Regions from separate parts of the Homo sapiens genome. Here region 2 is linked to region 1. The links are chromatin contacts, found by Hi-C or POLR2A ChIA-PET in ENCODE. All regions are on one chromosome and are shown on one strand. The core of a region is the stretch at or near the end of the contact, and the rest is flanking DNA. Distances in the headings are between cores, read along the strand shown.

Region 1 (4,351 bases), core at 709-3,208:
GGAACTGAGTGTCTCAACTAGAGGGTGGGCTCTTGGGTATGTGAACAGACAAGTTATGAGACTCTTTGGCTCAACAGAAACTAGGTCTTTTTCTGTCCGTCCCAGTATCTGTGGTTAATGAAAGCAAAACTGAGCTTGGAATCTAGAGGCAGCCAAAAGGTCACTCCATGAGACAGACCTTCTCCTAGTCTGGGGGGGTCTGAAGAAGGAGAAATGGGGAGCAAAGGGCCTCTCAAAAGAGGCTGTGCTTTTATAAGAGCAAAATGCTTTTTGTTCAAAGTGTTTTTCCATCTCTTCTCTAATGTGAATTTCATTACTATTTCATGAGCTGTGTAGGACAAGTCTTATTTTCTCGATTTTACGGATGGGAGGCTAAGATTTCCTTTAAATGGCAGCAAGTTAGGAGCCAACATAGAGCCAGGGCCCAGTCTCTCAGCCACTAAGAGATGCCTGTATGCCCCAGCAGCTGCCCAGGCCTGTGGTCCTCACGCCATTGGATCCTGTGCTCAGGGGCAGGGAGGATGCTGAAGGGGGCAGGGAGGATGCTGAATACTTCATAAACAGAGTTAAGGAAGAATCGGTGTATATTGAGACCGCTTACTAAAGAATGCATATTAGTGGTAGGTAGAAAAACATTTTAATGTAAAGGCTATTAACCTGGGGTCTGGCTTCAGCTGCTCCATGAGCCCCATCCTGTGTGTCCCTGTGAACTTAGTTTTCTTTAGGGAACAGGTCTAGAGCTGTAGTCAGATTCTCGAAGGTAATCCTAACCCATAAGAAAGGTTAAGAGCTACTGTTCTGTAGAGATAAAACATATCAGAAGCCAAAACCTTTCTTAAAACCAACTGACCCTGGAGAGAACCTGACGCCTCACACATTGGTGCACACATTGTAGGCGCCTAGTGCGTATTTACTGAACAAAGGCCAGGACCCCAGGACTCATTATCCTCAATGGCAGCCTTCCCAGGGGCCTGCTCTTGTCTTAAGTGACTTCAGTTTTGACTTCTCAGTATTTCTTTCTTTGTAAATCCATAAAAGAACATCTGATCTGTCATGAAAATAAGCCCTGGCCTACTGCCTGCCTGGAGCTGAAAAGACATCAAGGCAGGCAAGTGACAATCCAGCCAGTAGGCTCAATGTGCACGAAGGGGCCTCTCTTCTATTTCATTTTTATTTCTTCTTTGTTGAAATCCATTCACCCAGAGGATATTTTGATGGTAATAGGTAAAGATTTTTGTAGATGCAGGCAGAAAAAATACTAATGCTATAAATCAAATATATTTGCTGTGGCTTGAATATTTTCATAAAACCCCCCAAAAACAACAACAAAAACCTTCCTGATTTAGTTTTGTTTCCTCCCAACAGCCCTGCTGTTCCCTGGTACTGGCACTCAGGAATCACTCCTTTCTCTTCTCCCCTTCCCAAAACCCTTATGGAGAAGTGGGAGAAATTGGAAAGAATGAGGAAGTCATGACATCAAGTCATTAGTGGGACCTCACTGTAAAATCCTGTAGCTGTGGGGGCTTTCCCAGACACTTGACGTAGCAATATCCACCCGAAAGTTGAAATGCATAGGTGAAGTTTAACAATCTGCAACCAATGACCCAGGAGAGCAGCAACTGTGGCAACTCTCACTGGGTAGGGGGCGGTCCACCCACGCTTCTCCCCAGTGACTCAGGAATTCAGGGAGCCAGAGCCAAGAATGAAACAGGACATTGATGGGCGCATGTAGTCAGAACCCCAAGATTGGGCCCTTTTCTTCCTGGAACTCAACGTCCAGCCACCCCGTAGTCAAAGAGACACGGATAAAATGCAATCAGAAAAGTAAAAATGACAACAGAGCAGTGGTTGGGGGACAGAAAAGAAAGCTGAATCATGCCACACTGGAAGCATTTTCAAAGGAAAACCGTGAGCCCAAATGCCGAGGAGGCTGACTTTTCTCTATCAACAAGCATTTAGGAGGGGGAAGGGAGGGAGACTCAGACTTCCCAGCAGCATGGCAGGTCTTGGCACCCGCCTCGGTTCCCCTGCCGAACTTCCACAAATAAACATTCAAAGCAGAAGGGACAGATTTGCTTCTCAGCAAGATTTCAAAGCTGTGCACCAGAGTTGGAGAGAAAACAGGAAGGATGGTAGGGGGAAGAGGGGGAGGAGGAGGGGAAGGAGAAGGAGGGGCATGCATGCCTTGGGCCAAATCAGATGGGAAGCGTCCCAACCTCTCACCCGAAACTGACACACCATTTTTATGAGGTGCGAAACATTTCAGGTAGTGTTGGCACTAATAATACCTTGGGCCCAAGTCTGAGCTTCTGGGTTTCAAGCTGGGGGCGTTAAGCCTGCAAAGGCCGCAGGTGAAGACAAGCTCCTTCAGGTGAAACCAAGAGGGGCTATTAATAAATTTCCTTGGAGAAAATCCAGTCATTTGGCTCTTATTTCTCTCCCAGTCCACCTAGGTCACCAATCTGTGTGTGCGCACGCAAGTGAGCGTGTGCGATAGTGTGCAAATGAGCGTGTGAGTGTACGCGCGGGGATGGGTGGGATGGTGTGGGAGGGATGTAGTAAGGCCATGGGTACTGCCTTTGGATTGTTTGAAGATGACAACACTCACTTCTGATCTCCAAGGAACCGAGAGAAAACACAGCTGGTCTCAGTCGGTGCTAACCCCAGCGCCCCCCTCCGATTCTCTGGGCTCCACAGGTTCCCTTGTCTCGGAGGTTGCACTCACACCCCCAGCTCCTGACTCAAAGTGGGTAGATGCCGTCACGGTGGTTTACTGAGATTTTCCCTCTTTCTTTGTTAATGAGAACTCATTTGGCATTTAATAAAACCTTATTTATACACTGGCCTACGTGCGTATGAGAAACAGCCCAGAACAGAAGGCCCAGCATTCCCGCACTGCAGCTAAGCATGGCTGCGCGCCAACCAGCTGCAATAACAGCCGCGTCCCAGCGGGGCCCCTTCCCTGGCCCCGGAGCAACCCCTGCCTGCCTGATGCTCCTTTCAGAGGATCGGAGGGTCTGCCCTGAGCCTTTCTGGGCCTGCCTCAGGCTTGTTTTTCTAAAAACCCAAATAGGATGGGCCCAGGAGCAATAAAGGCAAAGTCCCATTTTAATGCCTGCAATTTCTTTCAGGTTTTTTTTTTTTTTTTGTAAATTTTTGTTTTTAGTGTAATCCATTTGTCAAATGGAAAAGTACATTTTAAAGGCACCAGAAGACTAGATGTGTCCTGCTTCGGTTGGATCTTTCTCCACCGAGACGGAAGCAGGAGTGAGAGGAGAGCAGGTAGGGGTGGTGCTCCGTGGTTAACTGAGGCCGACTACGGCAGAGCTTTCTCCTCTGGGCCATCTCCCGGTCCACTGCAGGCTCTGTCGCTCACCAGCTTTGTTAAGAGAACAGGAGAGAGAAAGCATCTCCACACCACGGTGGTCTCATGGGTGATCAAATGAAAGTTCTTTGGACCCTCAGAGGTGTGTGGGGTACTATTATTATGCGTGGTCTATAGAGACTGAGGTGGTAAATTAAACTCTAGGTCAGTGATTCTCAATCTTGGCCGGACATTGGACTTATCTGGGAAGCTTTTTAACACAGTGAAGTCAAGGCTGCACCCTAGGCCAGCTGACTCAGAATCTCTGGGAGTGGGGGCCAGGCATTTGTAGGACACATTGAATCACTGGGGAAGCTTCTAAAAGCTACCGCTCGGGGGGACAAATGCTGCTGGTGTTGGCCCTTTCTAGGCTGCACTGCTGTGAAATGTCCTGTTTGCTTGTCTCTGGTCTGGCTGTGAGTTCAGTGAGGGTGGAAGGTTCACATTTGGAGCCTTGGCCTCAGCACAGTGCCCGGCCCTTCACAGGTGCCTGATGCAGGTTTGAGTGCCTGCATACAGAAACCGAGAAAGCAAGCCCCCAGGACCCGTCTGAGGTCTGCAAGGGTGACAGGTCAAGGTAGCCCAGGGTTTGTGAATGCTAGCATTTGCCAAGGCAGCATGTGAAGACGTAAGGAAAGACTTGGTCTTTCTTGTCTGATAAAGAAACATTTGGAAGCCAGTGTCCTGAGTTTTGGTTCTAGTCTCCAATGGAAAGTTTTACCCAGGTGCCGATTTACCCTACTATCTCTGGCATTGACATCCCAGAATCAATGGTCATGTCCTGGGAGGTAAATTTACCTATACTGGTGGCCAAGGTGCTTCAAGAAGGGAAGAATGATGCTGCTCCCTTCATGGTGACGAGAGGATTGCACGAACCTGGGTACCCAGGCCCTGCCTGCAAAGCCCAGGTGCACAGACATTGCTCATTCTGCCCATTCTACAAAGCATGCGGGCCCTGGACACCTGAGAGGGAGCCTCTGGTGGCTC
Region 2 (4,351 bases), core at 929-3,428, 48 kb after region 1:
GCAGCGTAAGAACAGACTAATACAGTGGTTAAGAACATAAGCTTTAGAGTCAGACACACTTGGTATTTATTTATTTATTTTAGAGACAAGATCTTACTCTGTCACCCAGGCTGGAGTGCAGTGGTACAATCATGGCTCACAGTACCCCTGACCTCCTGGGCTCATGTGATCCTCCCATCTCAGCCAAGACTACAGGCACATGCCACTGCGCCTAAGTCTCACTATGTTGCCCAGGCTGGCCTCTGAACTTAAGCGATCCTCCTGCTTTGGCCCCCCAAAGTGCTTGGATTACAGATGTGAACCACTCCACCAGGCGCTACACCTATGTTTTGAACCCTATTCTACTGCTTATGAGGTATACAAAATGGGGAAAGCTTTTAAAAATTCCATTTTTATCAGTTTTATTATACGTAAAGTGAGAATAATAATATCTGTTGCATAGAATTGTTAATAGTGGTTGTTGAGAACCCCTACATCAGAGGGCTGTGATTAAATGAGATTATATGAAAGGAAGCACTTATCACGGTGCTCAGTCTAAAGGAAGTGTTAAATGGTGGTATTATTACTTTGATAAGAAATGTTGACTGTTGATGAATTTACTACTTCATGTCTTGAAATCATTGATGACATGATTGAACTTTTAAGATGGAGGTCCATCTTCTTACATATAAAAATATATCTGTGATGCTGGGCACGGTGGCTCACGCCTATAATCCCAGCACTTTGGGAGGCCAAGGTGGGCGGATCACGAGGTCAGGAGTTCGAGACTAGCCTGACCAATATGGTGAAACCCTGTCTCTACTAAAAAATACAAAAATTAGCCAGGCATGGTGGCAGGCACCTGTAATCCCAGCTACTCGGGAGACAGACGCAGGAGAATCACTTGAACCCGGGAGGCGGAGGTTGCAGTGAGCCGAGATTGCACCACTGTACTCCAGCCTGAGCAACAGAGCAAGACTCCATCTCAAAAAAGAAAAAAAAAAATCTGTGATAACCGGTATGTCCACTCAAATACTTATTATCTCCTCTATAAATGCAAGAAAAGTTTCCTCTCCTCTCACTTGCCTCATTTCTGTAATTAACTGTTGCCACCCCTCCAAATACCTTCACAGCAGCAAAGATAACTTTACATTTTTATGGACTTAAAATGTGAAGGCATTAACTCAGGTATACTAGTTCGCTTGTCCTTCACAATTGCCCTGTCATGCAGGTATTATTCTCATTTCAAAGATTAGGAAACACCCTCAAAAAGGCTGGATGACCTGCCAAAATCATGTAGCATGCCAATAGAAAAGTTGGGGTGGAAACACAGGCTTTTTCATTCTTTCCCATCACATGAGTCTTTGACAAAGCAGGAAATAAATGGTTGAATCTTCCTTTGACTTATATCTCCCCTTCCTGGTACACAATGTCATCAGCTTCTGCAAAAAGTTGACCAGTGCATGTATGAGTAGGGAGGCATCCCATTTTCCATGGATACCAATGCAGGAAGCAGTTGTTAGTTCTTCATTCTAGACTGCCACTGGGCAGTTGTGGTTTTATCCCTTTTATTTAAAACAGGGAAACAGGCAGCTGTAATTCAGCATTTGTTAAAAAGGAAAACTGAGTCATTTGTTTTTCGCTGATTTCCATTCTAACCTCCCTCTGTGCTGATAGAAGGCAAATAGCTCCCAGACCTTTTGGTGATTCATCCACATATTGGCAGCTAGTCTGGGATTCCAATTCAGTTCCAAGAGCACTAATTTCCTATTTTCTCCTTGTTTCAGAAATTATCACAAAAGACTTTAATTACCACTGTGAGCATCCAAAGAAAGGATAAGATCGGGTTGGTTTTGCAAACTGCTAGGCTCTTTCAACCCTGAAGATGGGCCTTTTGGACTGGAGCCTGCAGGTGAAATGCATCACCAGCCATCTTTGTAAAAGGTGAAAGAACCAGCTTCACGGGGACCTGGGGCTCAGACTTCACTCACACTTCTGAGAAGAAGTAAGGAAAAGAAAAAATGGAGAGGAAGGAGTGAAGAGGGGAAAGACTAGAAAAGTTAAAGGCAGACAGAAGGGGAAGCCACTAGCTTCGGGTCCTCCTCACTGGTTCCTTTCCTTGGAGCAGGGAAACTCACAGGTGCAGGGGCACTGGAAGTGGCTATCTGCCTTCCGCCTCCCTCCTCTTGTCCCACAGAGGCTCACAGCCTGGATTGCCTGTAGTTGAGCACTTTCACAACATTGCTTACCAGCTGCTCCCCACTGTAGAGGATGTTGTCAGATTACTTAATATTAATCTCTCTTGATTAGATTGCAAATTATACTTGAAGTTGTTTTAGTGAAGTCTGTATTCTATTTTCATTCAGATTAAAGGGTAAGATTTGTGAAAACATTCCCAACAGCTTTGGTAAAACAGTTTAATTAATTGGATTTGAAAACATTGGCTCCAAGACTGAATTTCAGCCAGCAATAAATGTCTCCAAGGGGCATATAAGATTCTTTAGGGTTCAAGTACATTTGTTAAAAAAACTCTTTTAAATAAAATAGTCTAAGACACGCCTAGTGCAAGTAAACTCCCATTATGGCCTAGGTTGTTAAGCCCTTGCATCAGTTTCCTTCAGCTACTGGAAGTAAGAAAAAACAAAGTGCACCCCAGAGCAATCTTTCTGCTGGTGTCACATCTCCTGCATCAACCTGGAGTGGCCATTAAACATACAGACTCCCAGGCTCCATGGCTGAACTACTCAATGGGAACATCTGGGAGTGAGGCCCAGGAATCTGAATGTTTAGCAAGGTTTCCAGGTGGCTCTGATGCACGCACCTAGCATTTGAGAAGCACTCCAGAGGAGATCAGAAAGACAGGCCAGTTTTCCACTGGAGTAAGTGCCAGGGTTTGCCTTCAGGCTCTCTTGTCCAAGTCCAGTTAATTCTCACAGCTTCAGGATCACTACAAACCAATCACTGCTGGAGGGAAAGTGGGACTGGTTTACACGAAGAAAATATAACACTGGCTTCTATTACATCACCAAGCATAACACACCAAAACCAAACATGCAAATGTTGGGGAATTTTCACTTATTGAATTATGTAACAGCTCTGAAATCTTTTATGTGATGTTGTCATTTGACTGCACAGTTATTTATCCATTTTTAACTCAAGGAAAAAGACTTCATAAATATAAAGAATGTTTTATGACAACAAAGGCATATTCTTTCTGCAATCTTAGATTGTTAGTAACCAGAATCTCCTTACAAAATATATACACATATATTTTTAAATTACAAAATAGACTGGGCCTGTCTGGGTTAAGTCAATAATTTGGTGGGCTCAAATGACACAACTCAAGCAAGTGCAGCTGTGGCTTTGCCAGCATTTTATTTACTCAGTCTCTTTGGACTTACCTGATGCAATGACTCTGTCAAGGCTGCTCCAGTGAAGGAAGACATCTCATAAAGCTTCATCTCAAACCAGTTTACCAATTATGTAAACAGTTTTTGAGGGTTGTCTATGTGCCAGGCAATTATGCTGGGTACTTATGGATAGAATTAAGCATGGTATTAAAAGAGCGCCTCTCAGCTTTTAGCTGTGTGTCACAACTACCTGTGAAGCTTTTTGAGAATACTAAAGTATAGGCCTTACCACACACCCACTGAACTAGAACCTTCAGGAGCAGCATCCAGGCAACTGAATTTATAAAAATCTCTCCAGGTGACCTTAATGCAGAACCAAAATTAAAAACCACTGTGTTAAATCCTACAAAGAGCCTTCCCCTTCTGAGAAGTTTCAGTCTATGGGAGATATACTGATGTAAATCCATCCACAATAGGACATGTAGTAAGAACACATTTTAAAGAAAACACATCAGTGATAGATAACATCAAATATGACATAGAAACAAATGTATAGACAGAAGAATAAATAAAATTGACAGAGGTTAGGGAAAGCAAGGAGACATTTCTGGGCAGATTCTATTGTATCTGGTTGGCAGGAGAAATAACAGATTCTGCTATTCATTTTTCGTAATACTAAATTAAAGGCTCAGCAAAAGTTTCCAGTATAAAAAGCAATGCTTTACTTTTTCAAAATTCTGATATATTTGAAACTACATACAAATTTACAAAGAAATTATCTAGAATATATATACTTTTTATTAAAAATATACAACTTTTAAAATTTAGGTTAGAGCTACAGATGACTAAGTCCTACATAAGACTTGTGTATGTTGTCCAGGAAAAATAAAAGACTAGACTAATATGCTGTGAACATACATATGAACATGTATCACATCCATGTTTAAATGAATTCCAGGCAGTCATATATTAAATGAAAAGAAATCAAAGGTTTGCAGTCTGGCTAATGAGAGGTTCTCTGA

Evidence for each region. A loop is a pair of places that touch in the nucleus more often than their neighbours do. ChIA-PET counts read pairs that join two places held with the same protein, here RNA polymerase II (POLR2A). Pooled maps may share reads with other maps.
Region 2: a loop to region 1 is called in a map of endothelial cell of umbilical vein, with 3 times the contacts of the local background. The contact joins two enhancer-like sites. A Hi-C loop is called at or near these places in 3 of 168 maps with a recorded cell type or tissue (IMR-90, endothelial cell of umbilical vein and heart right ventricle), 1 of 37 single-sample maps with no recorded cell type and 3 of 50 pooled maps. POLR2A ChIA-PET finds 5 or more read pairs at or near these places in 3 of 52 experiments (BJ, Caco-2 and H1).

The regions. Positions count from the first base shown.
Region 1 is chr1:94,092,618-94,096,968 of GRCh38, forward strand. All of the region lies in intron 6 of ABCA4 (ATP binding cassette subfamily A member 4), which reads right to left. Among named protein-coding and RNA genes, the nearest start is that of ABCA4, 26 kb to the right of the region's middle. RefSeq lists an enhancer at 653-1,205. Within about 2 kb of position 1,959, at least 25 of the 41 ENCODE cell types and tissues checked have a DNase peak (open chromatin) inside an H3K27ac peak, as active enhancers do; they include endothelial cell of umbilical vein, where a contact is called at or near this core.
Region 2 is chr1:94,140,633-94,144,983 of GRCh38, forward strand. LOC105378858 (a long non-coding RNA gene) reads right to left here. Exons shown (of 4, transcript XR_947605.4): 4 at 4,187-4,351. Among named protein-coding and RNA genes, the nearest start is that of ABCA4, 22 kb to the left of the region's middle. Within about 2 kb of position 2,179, at least 3 of the 41 ENCODE cell types and tissues checked have a DNase peak (open chromatin) inside an H3K27ac peak, as active enhancers do; they include endothelial cell of umbilical vein, where a contact is called at or near this core.